Regions from separate parts of the Homo sapiens genome. Here all the other regions are linked to region 1. A link is a contact called in ENCODE Hi-C or POLR2A ChIA-PET data. All regions are on one chromosome and are shown on one strand. Each heading gives the region's core, a stretch centred on a gene start or an enhancer-like site at or near the end of the contact. The rest is flanking DNA. Distances are from core to core; before and after follow the strand shown.

Evidence for each region. A loop is a pair of places that touch in the nucleus more often than their neighbours do. ChIA-PET counts read pairs that join two places held with the same protein, here RNA polymerase II (POLR2A). Pooled maps may share reads with other maps.
Region 2: a map of heart right ventricle shows a loop between it and region 1 (3-fold over the local background). The contact joins two enhancer-like sites. A Hi-C loop is called at or near these places in 21 of 168 maps with a recorded cell type or tissue (A673, CD4-positive, alpha-beta T cell, CD4-positive, alpha-beta memory T cell and 17 more), 7 of 37 single-sample maps with no recorded cell type and 28 of 50 pooled maps. POLR2A ChIA-PET finds 5 or more read pairs at or near these places in 4 of 52 experiments (BJ, GM12878, OCI-LY7 and 1 more).
Region 3: a map of esophagus muscularis mucosa shows a loop between it and region 1 (2.3-fold over the local background). The contact joins two enhancer-like sites. A Hi-C loop is called at or near these places in 1 of 168 maps with a recorded cell type or tissue (esophagus muscularis mucosa) and 4 of 50 pooled maps. POLR2A ChIA-PET finds 5 or more read pairs at or near these places in 4 of 52 experiments (A673, MCF 10A, activated CD8-positive, alpha-beta memory T cell and 1 more).

Annotation. Positions count from the first base shown.
Region 1 is chr15:85,477,535-85,482,017 of GRCh38, forward strand. All of the region lies in intron 1 of AKAP13 (A-kinase anchoring protein 13), which reads left to right. Among named protein-coding and RNA genes, the nearest start is that of AKAP13, 99 kb to the left of the region's middle. RefSeq lists a silencer at 3,504-3,553 and an enhancer at 4,088-4,247. Within about 2 kb of position 1,862, at least 4 of the 41 ENCODE cell types and tissues checked have a DNase peak (open chromatin) inside an H3K27ac peak, as active enhancers do.
Region 2 is chr15:85,727,828-85,732,310 of GRCh38, forward strand. AKAP13 (A-kinase anchoring protein 13) reads left to right here. Exons shown (of 37, transcript NM_007200.5): 30 at 2,686-2,880. Among named protein-coding and RNA genes, the nearest start is that of LINC02883, 29 kb to the right of the region's middle. Within about 2 kb of position 2,589, at least 3 of the 41 ENCODE cell types and tissues checked have a DNase peak (open chromatin) inside an H3K27ac peak, as active enhancers do.
Region 3 is chr15:85,640,494-85,644,976 of GRCh38, forward strand. The region is part of intron 9 of AKAP13 (A-kinase anchoring protein 13); the gene reads left to right. Among named protein-coding and RNA genes, the nearest start is that of LINC02883, 120 kb to the right of the region's middle. Within about 2 kb of position 2,323, at least 16 of the 41 ENCODE cell types and tissues checked have a DNase peak (open chromatin) inside an H3K27ac peak, as active enhancers do.

The DNA.
Region 1 (4,483 bases), core at 612-3,111:
GTTTACGCTACACAATTACAAACTTTTTCCAGTGCTGCTTTTTGTGAATCTTTGAACCTGCAGTTGTGAATGAACAGAAATTTGAACTGAGCTTAAAAAAAGGAAAAAAAAAAAAAAAAAAAAAGGCAGAGCTTTGTTGATACCACTGCCATTATAGGGCCATGATTTCTTTTTTCCCCATTTAGCTGCAACACATTTATTTTTCCCTTGTATAATGGCTGAGATTTCTTTAGTATGGAGCTGTGTCACAGTGGTTTATGTATTTTCTTCTCTCTCCCTGCCTCTGTTTCTAAGGCTGGGCAACTTTGAGGTATGTGGATTGACCTGGATGCCTCTTGTGACTCCTTCCCCACGATCCCCTGCGTGCACTTCCTATTCATCTTTGTAGTTCTCAGCTACTCACTGTGCTGTCATATCTGGCGCGTGCTGTTCCTTCTATCCTGTGCTTCTCCTCCTGTGTCCACTTGGTGGAACTTTCCCCATGGTTTGCTTCTTCCAGTAATCTCTGTCTGGACCCCCCATCTTCTAGAGAGTTTATTGCTCCTTCCTGATCCTTGTAACATTTTTATTATTGTGCTCATCATACTGTAATATCTGTTTACATACATATGACCCTTTACTAAAGTGGTAGGAACCACATATTATTTATTGCTAAAGCTCAATAACTTAGTACATGTAATATTTTAGGGGCTCAGAAATGTGAAATTATCTCCCTTTATTGAGTTTTTATGTGCCAGGCACATATTATAAATATATGTCAAGAAAAAGATAACCTAAACACGGAAAAGATTATAGTGTACTCTCCTACACAACTTTCAAATAAACTCTAAAATGATTATAAGGATGTCAGAGTTCTGATTTTTTAAAACTACATTTAACTTACTATTTTAAATTATTTGTATTTCATTATTGTAAGAGTTCTGATTTTTTTTCCATGATAATTACATTGATTTGGTGTTTGTGCATGTGTTTGGCCCAAACTCAGGATCATTTATGCCTTTTGGGTAATCCAGCGTTGATAAAGAATAAATTAAATGAGTGAACGTGGGTGTTACTGTTTTGTCGTTGCTGTTGTTTTAATTTGCTATGTTCTTTTGTTTTACTGTTGAATGTTACCCTGTGTTAGACTCTTCATTTCCTTCATGTCATGCCTGCCTCCTTTGTCCCACTCCCAACCCCTCGCCTTACCCATTTGGGCTCAGTGCTTTGTGTTTTGTCTTGGTGGCTAGTAAGTACCATCATATGATAGTGGGGCAGAGCAGGGCTAACTGTTCCGTATGAGAATCAGACACATATTATGAGTCTTAACATCATTTCCCGAAGTGTGGGTCATGATTCCAGAGCAAAGGATCACCAGATTTGGTCTCCCGATTTCTACTCTTTCTGGTCCTGGGAATGAGAATCAGCCTTATTTAACAAGGCCTTAAACTGATGTTCATGTGTACTAAGGTTCAAGAATCGCTGCTTAAAACTAACTGCTCAATTATTAATGTAGCTGCAAACAAAAGTAAAGCATTCATGAGGGTCTTGTAAGACTTCCTCAGTCCCTTATTCAGGAAATATATTTGGCCCATGTGGTATTTTACTTTTTTGATAGAACTTGGCATCTTCAACAGGAAAAGCGTATTTACTTTTTGTATCCTGGTCTTCTTCCGTTGTTCAGAATTTCTAGCTCATATTCCCAGCCTCCCCAACCAGGGCATAACATTTTTATAGCCACCAGCCCAGGCTCCGTGGGTTGAAGGAAAGAGTTTTTGGATCCTGTTATTTTCCTGGAGGAAGAGCTGAACATTGACTCTTTTACAAGAATCCAAAGTATGCATTGTCATTTCCATGTTAACCCTCACTCGAAATTTTTGTGGGTTTTGAAGGATTGACTGTAGCCCAGTCTTAGCAGGATCCCTGGCCATGGAAATTCATTTGAAGCACATTGTGCCATGGAAGTACCCTGCAGGTAAAAATGCTCTATTTATACTTGGCTGAGTCCCAGACAGCTGCTGTCTGCCTGTTGGGACTGGGAGCAGATGTAGGGGTGATCTGCCCCCTCCTATTTTTTTGTGGATTTGGAAGCTTCCCTGTTGAGAGTGACAAAAACCCTGTCAATTGATGTGGTAGGTATGTCAGACCTGGACAGCTGGTCCTTAGAAAATATGCTGAGATCACCAAGTTAACAGGTACAGAAGGGTTTCCAGTTTGTTATATGATGTTGGGCCTGTGACTCCCCACCCCCCTTTTTAGGGACATGTCATTAATGGTGGAGCGCTTGTTAAAGGCTTCTCTTGTAGCATGTGTAGGTGTGGCTAAAGAATAGTGAATTTGATTGATGTTAATGTACATCTGGATACATTCTCATTTTAATTTTTTTTTATTGGTTCTAGGGACTTTTGGTAAAGATTGTGGATGTCTTCAGTTTTACACATTTAGGAAACAGTGTCTTTTTACTTATTTCCAGTACAGTTGTGATGTATTGAATGACAAGGGACTTTAAAACAGACATGCTGTGTATAATGTTTTCTTCCTGATTAAAAAGTAATATCTGTTCATTATTTGAATAGTTACAATTAAGAAACAGATTATTTAGGGATGAAAATTTCCTGTAATCTCCAGAGATATGTACACTTAACATTTTGGTGTTCGTTCCTCCAGATTCTTTTCTATGATTATTGTATTATATTTTAGAATTGTAGTTTACCCACCAGCGTATTTTAAGAAGTTACCAGAAAGGCGTCTCTGAGTATCTGAAGCCTTTCATTTAGCCATTTATGGATTTCAAAGTATCTTATGTGGGGTTAGTCTCCATTGAGACTCAGGAACTCTGCAAGAGGGAGAAGCATTGGCTTCTGCTATGTGCCTGTCAGTGTGCTTTAATACTTTACCTGGATCATCTCTTCCAGTAACCCCACAGTATAGGAAGCATTATTATGCTCTTTCTGCACATAAGGAGATGAAGATTCAGACAAGTTAAGTGACTTGCTCAAGGTAATACAGTTAATTGTAGAGGACTTGGGATTGAATTTGATTTATTGTCTAGAGAATATTGTATGGCACCCTATTACTTTCCTGTATTGAGATGTAGGTGGTGGGGGTGGGGGGGTTAAGCTGAAAATATCTGTGAGATGTATAAAGCTGTTGGATAGAGACACACCATTTCTTTCTTCTTATTTTTTTTTGAGACAGAGTTTCTCTCTTGTTGCCCAGGCTGGAGTGCAGTGGTGCAATCTGGGCTCACTGCAACCTCCACCTCCCAGGTTCAAACGATTCTCATGCCTCAGCCTCCCCAGAAACTGGGATTACAGGTGCCCGCCACCACACCCGGCTAATTTTTGTATTTTTTGTAGGGACATGTATAGTTTCACCATGTTGGCCAGGATGGTCTGAAACTCCTTATCTGAAGTGATCAGCCTGCCTTGACCTCCCAAAATTCTGGGATTACAGGCGTGTGCCACCGCGTCTGTCCTAAGGAGACACACTGTTTCTCTGGCTTATTAAGAGGTATTTGGTTAGTATATAAACATTTTCGTAGCTTCTGAGGTTTTGCAGTCATTTGTTCAGACATACGGGTTGGTGGAAATGCTTTCTGTTCCTTTTCCCAAACCAATCACACAGCCATATAACTTCATGCCTGAGTTTCTCTGTGGTCCTCTATAGTGAGTGGTTTTTACATAGTTCTTTGCAGCAGCATGAATTTCAAAAATCTCCAAACTTTTGCTATTGCTGATCTTTGTAAACTTTGCACACCCAGCGCTGGTACATTCTGATGATGGTGTCCACACTGCACTTTATGAAGAAAAGACTGATGATTGTTTATATTAAAATGTAGGAAGAGAATTGTAGCAGCAACTTTTGCTTCTCTAATCAACAACACCAGAAGAGACTTACTGTGTGTGGTCAGTGGGGGAGAATGTTAATTTATAAATTGAGATAGTTGTATTAAAATTGAGTGACTCTTATTTTGACATAAAGTGAATGTGTCTCTTTTATACAGCAGAAAACTATTAAATTTGTTTTTTCTCATCAGTATAAAATAAAGTGGAAAATGTGGGAAGAATACAAATTCTTAACTTCTGTGCTTCTGCTTATTTCACACCCCTCAAATTTCTGATTCCTTTCAACTGTAGCTGGCTTTACTACTGAGTGGTGAAATTGCTGAACATACTTAAAACCACATCATTTAAGACTTTGAATTTTGACATTTCCTCCTCTTCACAGTCTTTAAATACTAGGCAACCTGTAGGGTTCCACTGTGTCTGTCATGTATTGTCCCTGTGTTACATGAAAGCAGCCTCAGTGAACTTGTGAATTTGCTCAGTCATTTCACTGGCTACTGGGTGAGGAAGAAGTAGGATTTTCTCTCTTAAAATTCCTTGGTGAAATCATTGGATGGGCATGATGTGTTTCTTTAATTTTCATTTTGGTAAAAAAATCTACTGACAAAGCAAAGACTTTCAGTTGTTCTTGGTCTTTCAGTAGGTTTAGTTTTTAA
Region 2 (4,483 bases), core at 1,339-3,838, 250 kb after region 1:
ATTCTCCAGTTAATCTGATTTAATCCTCCCCCAGTCCCTAGCGTTATCACTTATCCGCATGTTTACAAATGAGTTGTGAGGTGAAGTTTTGGGAGCAGGGTATGTATCAATCTATGTTTGACCCTTATTTATTGAGTGCTGACTGTTTTGTGTAGTCTTGTCAGTATCCCTGCAACACAGGCATTCTAATCCCCATTGTGCCGATGAGACAGTCGAGGCCCACAGAGGACAAGCTACCCAGGGTTAACGTGTGTAGTTAGTGGGTAAGCCAGAATTCTATTCCCTGTCTTAGCAAAGCCTGGTACTCACGTATGTAGTTAGTGGCTAAGCCAGAATTCTATTCCCTGTCTTAGCAAAGCCTGTTGCTCTTTTCTCTTTGCCAGTGGCTTATCGAATGTTTCAAAGTAAAGACTATGCTTTGGATAGAAATAAGGCTTAGAGTTAAATAAATGTAAGCACCTAAGGAGTTTGGTTAGGCCTTAAAGCCATACAGATGATAGCATTCTGTCTCACTGAGGGGGAAATTAAAAATATGGACAGCTTTAGACCAGAGCCAGAGTTATAGCAAATTTATTGGCCCATGATTAGGATGACAAGGATAAAAATCTTCCTTCTTTAAATTTTGTCAAGTACCTGGCTAGGCATACTGCTAGGTACAACAGATGCAAAGATTCCTTAAAAAGAGCCCTTGCCCTTGAGAAGCTCACACCCTAGCAGGGGAGACATACATCAATGATGGGCCACACAGTGATTTATTAGACCACAGGCACAATTAGCATGTGTGGGATCTGCTCATCCTGCCTCTAGTAAGTCTCACAGAGAAGCTGGTGCATGAGCTACATCTGAAAAAAATTATCTCAGCACACAAGAGTGGTTATGTGCAAAGGTGAAAAAGGACTTGACATGTCTGCCAAGGAATGACAGGTTCGGTGTGTCTGGAGGGTCAGGGCTAAGGGATGGGATCTTAAGCTGGAAATGCACCAGGTATTAAAAGGCAACAAGGGACTCATGTAATTAAAAAAAAAAATTTTTTTTTTTAACATGTTGAAGATAGTTAGGAGAGTTGCTTGAGGGAATGGGAAGCCACTGGAAGTACAAAGACCATTTGGAAGACTGTTAGGATAGGTTAAGTGAGAATGAGCTGGAGAAGGAAGAGATGTAAGAAATAAGGTCATTAAAATCTGATCAGTTGGCCAGGCTCGGTGGCTCATGCCTGTAATCCCAGCACTTTGGGAGGCCACGGCGGGCGGATCACAAGGTCAGGAGTTCGAGACCAGCCTGACCAACATGGTGAAACCCCATCTCTACTAAAAATACAAAAATTAGCTGGGCGTGGTGGCACGTGCCTGTAATCCCAGCTACTTAGGAGGCTGAGGCAGGAGAATCGCTTGAACCCGGGAGGCAGAGGGAGGTAGAGGTTTCAGTGAGCCGAGGTAGCACCACTGCACTTCACTTCAGCCTGGGTGGCTGAACAAGACTCTGTCTCAAAAAAAAAGAGTCTGGTCGGTTGGTGGTAGGACAGAGTAAGGAGACAGAGTCTCTCACAGGTTTCCAAATCAGGTGACCTGGAAGATGAAGAGTTGTTGACTGAGAAAGAGATTCCACACTAAAGGGAGGAGGTAGTGGGCTGGAGAAAAGATTGGTTTCTCACGTGCTGAGAACAAGGCATCTCAGTAGAGGTGGCCACGTGGGCGCCATGGTCTGCTGCTAAGAAAGGGGAGGGTTTTTGATGGTTTAATGAATTATCAGCATATAGAAGGTCATTGAAGCCATGGGGATGAATGAGATCCTCAAGAGGAAAGTGGGTAAGGTAAAGAAGACAGCTCAGGCCAGGTGCGGTGGCTCACACCTGTAATCCCAGCACTTTGGGAGGCCAAGGCGGGCAGATCACCCAAGGTCTGGAGTTCGAGACCAGCCTGGCCAACATGGTGAAACACCATCTCTACTAAAAATACAAAATTAGCCAGGCGTGGTGGCACATGCCTGTAATCCCAGCTCCTTAGGAGGCTGAGGCAGGAGAATCGCTTAATCACTTGAACCCAGGAGGTGGAGGTTACGGTGAGCCAAGAGTGCACCATTGCACTCCAGTCTGGGCAATAGGAGCGAAACTTTCCGTCTCAAAAAACAAAAACAAAAACAAAAAAAAAAGAAGACAGCTCAGGATGGAGCTGAGACAGGAGCCCAGATAAGAGATTCCATTGCAGATGGCAGATCTGTAAAGTGTCCTGAGAAAGAATGGTAGGAAGAGAACTGGTGTCCTAAAAGCTAAAGAAGGAAACATGTTTTAAAGGAAGAAGTAATCATCAATGCTGGAAAAAACAACCTAAAAGACCTCATTGGATTCAGTCATGAAGTTGAGCTGGGAAAGCAGTTGCAGAGTGGACAGAAGCTAGAGAGTAGTGGGCTGAGAAGTAAACAGGGGACACGGGAGTGGAAGCAAAGTGCAGACTTGTTATGTCACAATTTCCATGGTTTGCCAGAAAGATCCAGAATGGTTTTCCAGATAGAAATCACAGAACAGAAACAATATTGCTGTCTTGATGAAAAAGAAAAGGCAGTGTGGGTGGGGAGGGTGTCCTGTCTTGTCACTTTCCATAAATTACCACAAGGTGGTGCTCGTGTCTTAGTCATTCTCGTAATTACTAAACACCAATCAAATCACAGATCATTTTCTCCTTCCTGCAGAACAACTTCACCAGAAGGACCAAAAAATCCTACTCTTGTTGGAAGAGAAGGAGATGATTTTCCGGGACATGGCTGAGTGCAGCACCCCTCTCCCAGAGGATTGCTCCCCAACACATAGCCCTAGAGTTCTCTTCCGCTCCAACACAGAAGAGGCTCTCAAAGGAGGACCTTTAATGAAAAGTGCAATAAATGAGGGTAATTAACATTCAGCATTGCCCCCTCTTCATCTACTCCCAGAGTGGTTTACACACTAATATTACCTGCCAGTTTTTACTTTTTTACTTTAAAGCACAAATGCAGAAAATTACCCAAAACAAATATTTCACTATAGTAAATTATCAGGTGAATATCCTTTTAACCACTACTCACATCAAGAACTTAAAGGGGCCCTGAAGCCCCTTCCTCCACATGCTCTGTCCCCATCACACCTCCCTCCCTCCAAAAGGAGCAGTTATTCTGACTGTTTTTTAATTAGTCACTTATGCTTTTTTTTTTTTTTTTTTTTTTTTGGCAGGATCTTGCTGCTCTGTTTCCCAGGCTGGAGTGCAGTGGTGCAACCTCGGCTCACTGCAACCTCCCCCTCCTGGGTTCAAGTGATTCTCTTGTCTCAGCCACCCAAGTAGCTTGGGACTACAGATGTGCACCACCACACCCAGCTAATTTTTGTATTTTTCACAGATACAGGGTTTCACCATGTTGGCCAAGCTGGTCTCAAACTCCTGACCTCAAGTTATCCACCCACCTTGGCCTCTCAAAGGGCTGATATTATAGGCGTGAGCCACTGCACCCGGCCATTAATCACTTACTTATATATCTTTATGGCTTAAGTGCCTACTCCTAGACATTATAGTTTAATTTGCTTATGTTTTTTGATATGCATCTTAAAATTCTTAATTTACAGTTCCCCCCACCATCTTTTTTTTTCCATATAATTTATCTTTGAACAATCTGAGCTTTTTGACTTAGAGAGTTTCCCACAGTTTGGATTTTATTCATACAGTCCTGTTGTCTGTTTCCTTCAGATTTGCAGCTGGATTCAGAGGCGTAATTAATTACTCAGACTTGATCTCTTTGGTAAATTGTGCCCTTATAGTGTTGTGTTCTTTCATTGAGGAGGCATAAATATCTAGTTGTCTCTTTTTTTGTGACATATAAGAAAAGATAAAAGGATAAATTCTTGATTATTTTTCCCCTCCATTTATTTACCAGTTTTTAAGACCATGAACATCTTCTGAAAGTGACCCATAGTTTTTATTATGGACTCATGAATTGAAACATGTTTGATGGGGCCAGGCACGGTGGCTCATTTCTATAATCCCAGCATTTTGGGAGGCCGAGGCAAGTGGATCACCTGAGGGTCAGGAGTTCAAGACCAGCGTGGCCCACATGGTGCAACCCTATCCCTACTAAAAATACAAAAATTAGCCAGGTGTGGTGACATGCGGCTGTAGTCCCAGCTCCTCAGGAGGCTGAGGCAGGAGAATCGCTTGAACCCAGGAAGCAGAGGTTGTAGTGAGCTGAGATCGTATCACTGCCCTCCAGATTGGGCAACAGAGCGAGACTATCTCAAAAAAAAAAAAAAAAAACGTTTGATGGATTTCAAGTCATTGCAATTCCTAACCTTATTAAAAGCTCAGAATGTTCCTTTTGTGAACACCTCTTTCTTTGGCTTCTAGTCCTGTGGACGTGACCATAGTAGTCTTTTAGAGCTACTGGTATAGTAAGTTGTTCCAGGCTCATCTTAATTGTTTTCTGCCCCAGTCCTGGTATCAGCCATTTCTCCAAGAGTTCTGGATTC
Region 3 (4,483 bases), core at 1,073-3,572, 160 kb after region 1:
ACTACAAAGGAAATATTGAAAACAAATATGAGAAGTGTTTTTCTCTATTTTTGTCTCATTTTTTGAGAGTAGTTAAGGATATTATGCTATAGTTGTGTTCAGGGTCCAAGTTTTACAAGATTGGCCCTGTTCACAGATTTAGCTGACACTTCCCCCATGTAGCCTCCTAGAACCTTCTACTTAAACGTGTACCACTTACTACTGTGTTTTGGGTCCTTAAACTGTTTGGGGCTTTTTCTAAAAGTGTAATTAAAACCACCCAAGAGTGAGACTTTCTGCCAAGTAAAGGTTAAATGAGGTTGGTCACAGTTTGAATATTCATAGGAAGGAAAGATCTCCACACATCATAGTTTAATTTCTATATTTAGAGAAATAATTTTTGAACCCCTGGATGTTTTCCCCAGGACACAATTTTGAATTCTGTAGACCTACTGTACACCCTAACCCCAAGCATAAGCAATTTAGTCTTTTTAGAGTAATTATTGTAAAATCTCGATTTAACAGAATTGCAGATCAGAATTATGCTACTGAGCTTCAGACCTGAGATTTTGATTTTAGGCATAGTGTTTTTGTGAATCCCAGGTACTTTGTTTTGCAGGTTTCTGTATTTTACTTTATACACACTTCCTCAAGAGAGCAATAGCATTAGACCAAATAAGATATTGTCTTTTGGCCGGGCGAGGTGGCTCACGCCTGTAATCCCAACACTTGGGGAGGCCGAGGCGGGCAGATCACGAGATCAGGAGTTCAAGACCAGCCTGGCCAGTATGGTGAAACTCCCATCTCTACTAAAAATACAAAAATTAGCCGGGTGTGGTGGCACGCCTCTGTAGTCCCAGATACTCGGGAGACTGAGGCAGAAGAATCACTTGAACCTGGGAGGCGGAGGTTGCAGTGAGCCAAGATCATGCCACTGCACTCCAGCCTGGGCGACGGAGCAAGACTCCATCTCAAATAAATAAATAAATAAATAAATAAATAAATAAATAAATAAATAAATAAATAAATAAATAACGGAGTCTCGCTCTGTCGCCCAGGCTGGAATGCAGTGGCACAATCTCGGCTCACTGCAAGCTCCGCCTCCCAGGTTCACACCATTCTCCTGCCTCAGCCTTCTGAGTAGCTGGGACTACAGGTGCCTGCCACCACACCCGGCTAATTTTTTTGTATTTTCAGTAGAGATGGGGTTTCACCATATTAGCCAGGATGGTCTCAATCTCCTGACCTTGTGATCCATCCCCCTCATCCTTCCAAAGTGCTTACAAAGGGATTACAGGCATGAGCCACCGTGCCTGGCCAAGATACTGTCTTTTAAAATCACTTTGTATACTCTTCAATAATGGATAAATTACAAGATAGAATTATGATTAGTGTGACATAACAGAGCCCACCGGATTTCAGCAGTGTGTTTTCCTGCCCTTCCCCAACAACAGTTTGTTGGCATATATGTTGTTTTAAACCTAAATGACTAGATAACACCTTTTAAAAAGTTTGTATTATGTTAGCTTCTGAAAAGCTAATAGCTCAGTACACAAAAATTACAGACAGATTTACATATGGGTCATAAAATGGGACTGGCCCTACCTGTGTCCACCTTTAAGGTACTGTCATCTGGATACTTACTGAATCATACATTAAAGGTTAATGAAGCCTTAACTTCATTAGACACATATATCACACACCTGCTATGTGCTGGAAACCAGAGTTCTGGTTACTGTATGTATAAATTATTCCTGTCACTATGACTCCTTTAGGGAAGTACTAATCATCTCTTGTCACTGTTATGGAAATGGCAACTGAGAGGGGTGAAATTACTTCTTGCCTGGAATTTTTCTTCTATTAAGTAGTCAGACCTAGATTTAAGCCTGATCAGTCTAACTAAAAAACCAGAGCTCTTTACTCTTGTTTACACTTAGATATGCCGCTCCCCTTTATTCAGTAGGAAGGGGACAAATAGGAAGAAAGAAAAGATTTTATTAATTTTGAAAACTTACCAATTCATGTGACACAGGGTGTGGATTAGCTCTGCCTTTAGGGATTCCCCCCACCTCCCCCCGCCCCATGGCGTTAGGGGGTTATAATGGTTTACGGTCCCTCTCTCTCCATCTTAGCCCTTCTTTCTGTACTTTTCCCTCTTTCCCTCCTCAACAGTCAGCTTTATCTCACAGAGCAGACTCTCGTCCCAAACTTGGTTTGTTATCCCTTGTGGTGCTGGCTTGAATTTATTTTCTGGGTGAGGTATTCCTCCCAGGGCTGAATCTGGATCTTCCCCATGAATTTTCCATTCGAATATCGTGAGCTAGTTTGTTTTCCAGTCTGGAATTTGGACGTGGTCTGTTAGAGGGCCAGCTGGACAGCGAGCAGCTCAGCGTAGTTGCTGTGACAGCCCTTTCTTTTCTTGGCCAGCCCCCATATTTTTCCCTCAACCATGGAAAGGCATTTTTTTATTTTTTCAAGCAGGGAAAGGAGAAGGAATAGATCACACCCACCAACTCCTCCTAGGTTACTACATACTCTAGGAAACGTGAAAAAAAAAAAACCTCCAGAATACCCATAGTTTCCAGTCTGTTAAAGGCAGGGCTGTTCCCATTGAACTAACACACTCCAAAATAGTTTGAACCAAGACTGAAACAGACTAAGGTGATTTTTTTTTTAAATGAAAGATTTTCAGATTCATCCATGAGCCCTCTCTCACTTCCTATGGCATTTTTTTTTTTTGTAATTCTTTGTTGAAATTGTCTTCTAATATGTTCATTTCTGCTACAAGACAGTAAACTGCTTCCCCCCCAACACTAAACATTTCTTTTTATTTGGTTACTCCCCAGTATTTAGCCAGATGCTTAACTAGTAGAAAAAGTAATTTTATTGGCAGGGGATTTATGACCTATACCAATGCAATGCAATGCAGCCTTGACCCTTGCTCTAAGCTACCAGCGCAAATAATTCAGTGATTATCACTAATTACTTAACTGTTAATTAGAAGAACTATTTCTTCCCACTTTCAACACACAGAGACAACATAATTACCATCCAGGCATAAAATCTAATAATCAAAGGAGACGTTGGAAGTTATGTAGTCCAACCCTCACTTCCCTCTCTGTGCAGATACCTTTTCTGTAATATCTTGACATAGTCATTCTGTGTTCCAAAACCCTTCTGGTAAAGTGATAGTCATTACTTTATAGGCCACCCAACCTATTGCTAAGAAGCCCCGTTTTAGTGAAGCTCTGTAGCTCACACTCACTGGTCTTTGCCCCTGGAACAGTACAGAGGGAATCTGTGACAGTCTTTAGGCACATTTTCTTCAAGCTCCTCGGCAAGCTGTATGTATCTCAGACGGTTTGACTGTCGTGACCCCATTACTACGTACACATTTTTGTTTATCAGTGTTCTACTTGAGATGTTATTTAGGAACAAGTACAGTCCCGAGGGTGTGGTCTGGATGGCACATAGCGACAGGACTGTCCCCGTTTTGGATGCCCGTGTACTATTTACTAATAGAGACTAAAACTATTAGTGTTTCTTTGGTTTTGTCATCACCTTGTACTGTCAGTTCCTTTTGAATTTGCTTCCCCCAAAACCTCCAAGTAGAGTTCTCTTTAACTCCTAGATAGCCAGGTTTCTTGCCCTGTCCCTCATCATTTAGTGTCACCTACAAATTTGATAAAGCATGCCTACCTGGTTGTCCAAATAACACATTAACTTGCTTACAAAAACAGAGATGCATGACTTTTATCTTCTTTTTTTTTTTTTTTGGAAATGAAGTTGCTCTCTGTCACCTAGGCTGGAGTGCAATGGCGTGATCTTGGCTCACTGGGCTCACTGCAGTCTCCGCTTCCCGGGTTCAAGCGATTCTTCTGCCTCAGCCTCCCAAGTAGCTGGGATTACAGGCACCTGCCACCATGCCTGGCTAATTTTTTGTATTTTTAGTAGAGACGGGGTTTCACCATGTTGACCAGGCTGTTCTCGAACTCTGGCCGCAGGTGATCCGCCTGCCTCAGCCTCCCAAAGTGCTGGGATTACAGGCTTGAGCCACCATGCCCGGCCATGACTTTTATCCTTAAAACTTCTTAGGGCCAGGCCCAGTGGCTCACACCTGTAATCCCAGCACTTTGGGAGGCTGAGGCAGGTGGATCACATGGTCAGGAGATGGAGATCATCCTGGCTAACACGGTGAAACCTCATCTCTACTAAAAATACAAAAAAAAAAAAAAAAAAAAAAATTAGCCAGGCATGGTGGCACGTGCCTGTAGTCCCAGCTACTCAAGAGGCTGAAGCAGGAGAATCGCTTGAACCCAGGAGGCGGAAGTTGCAAAAACTTATTGAAGGAAGCTCATATCCACTCAGTAATGGACTTGGGTTCTTGGTTTCACCATCCACAAATCTCTTTAACCGTGTTGGTACCCAGTCACATGTCACTTTTGTTTACAAAGTTAATAGCCTGGGCAACATGCCAAAACCCCATCTTTACAAAAAATAAACT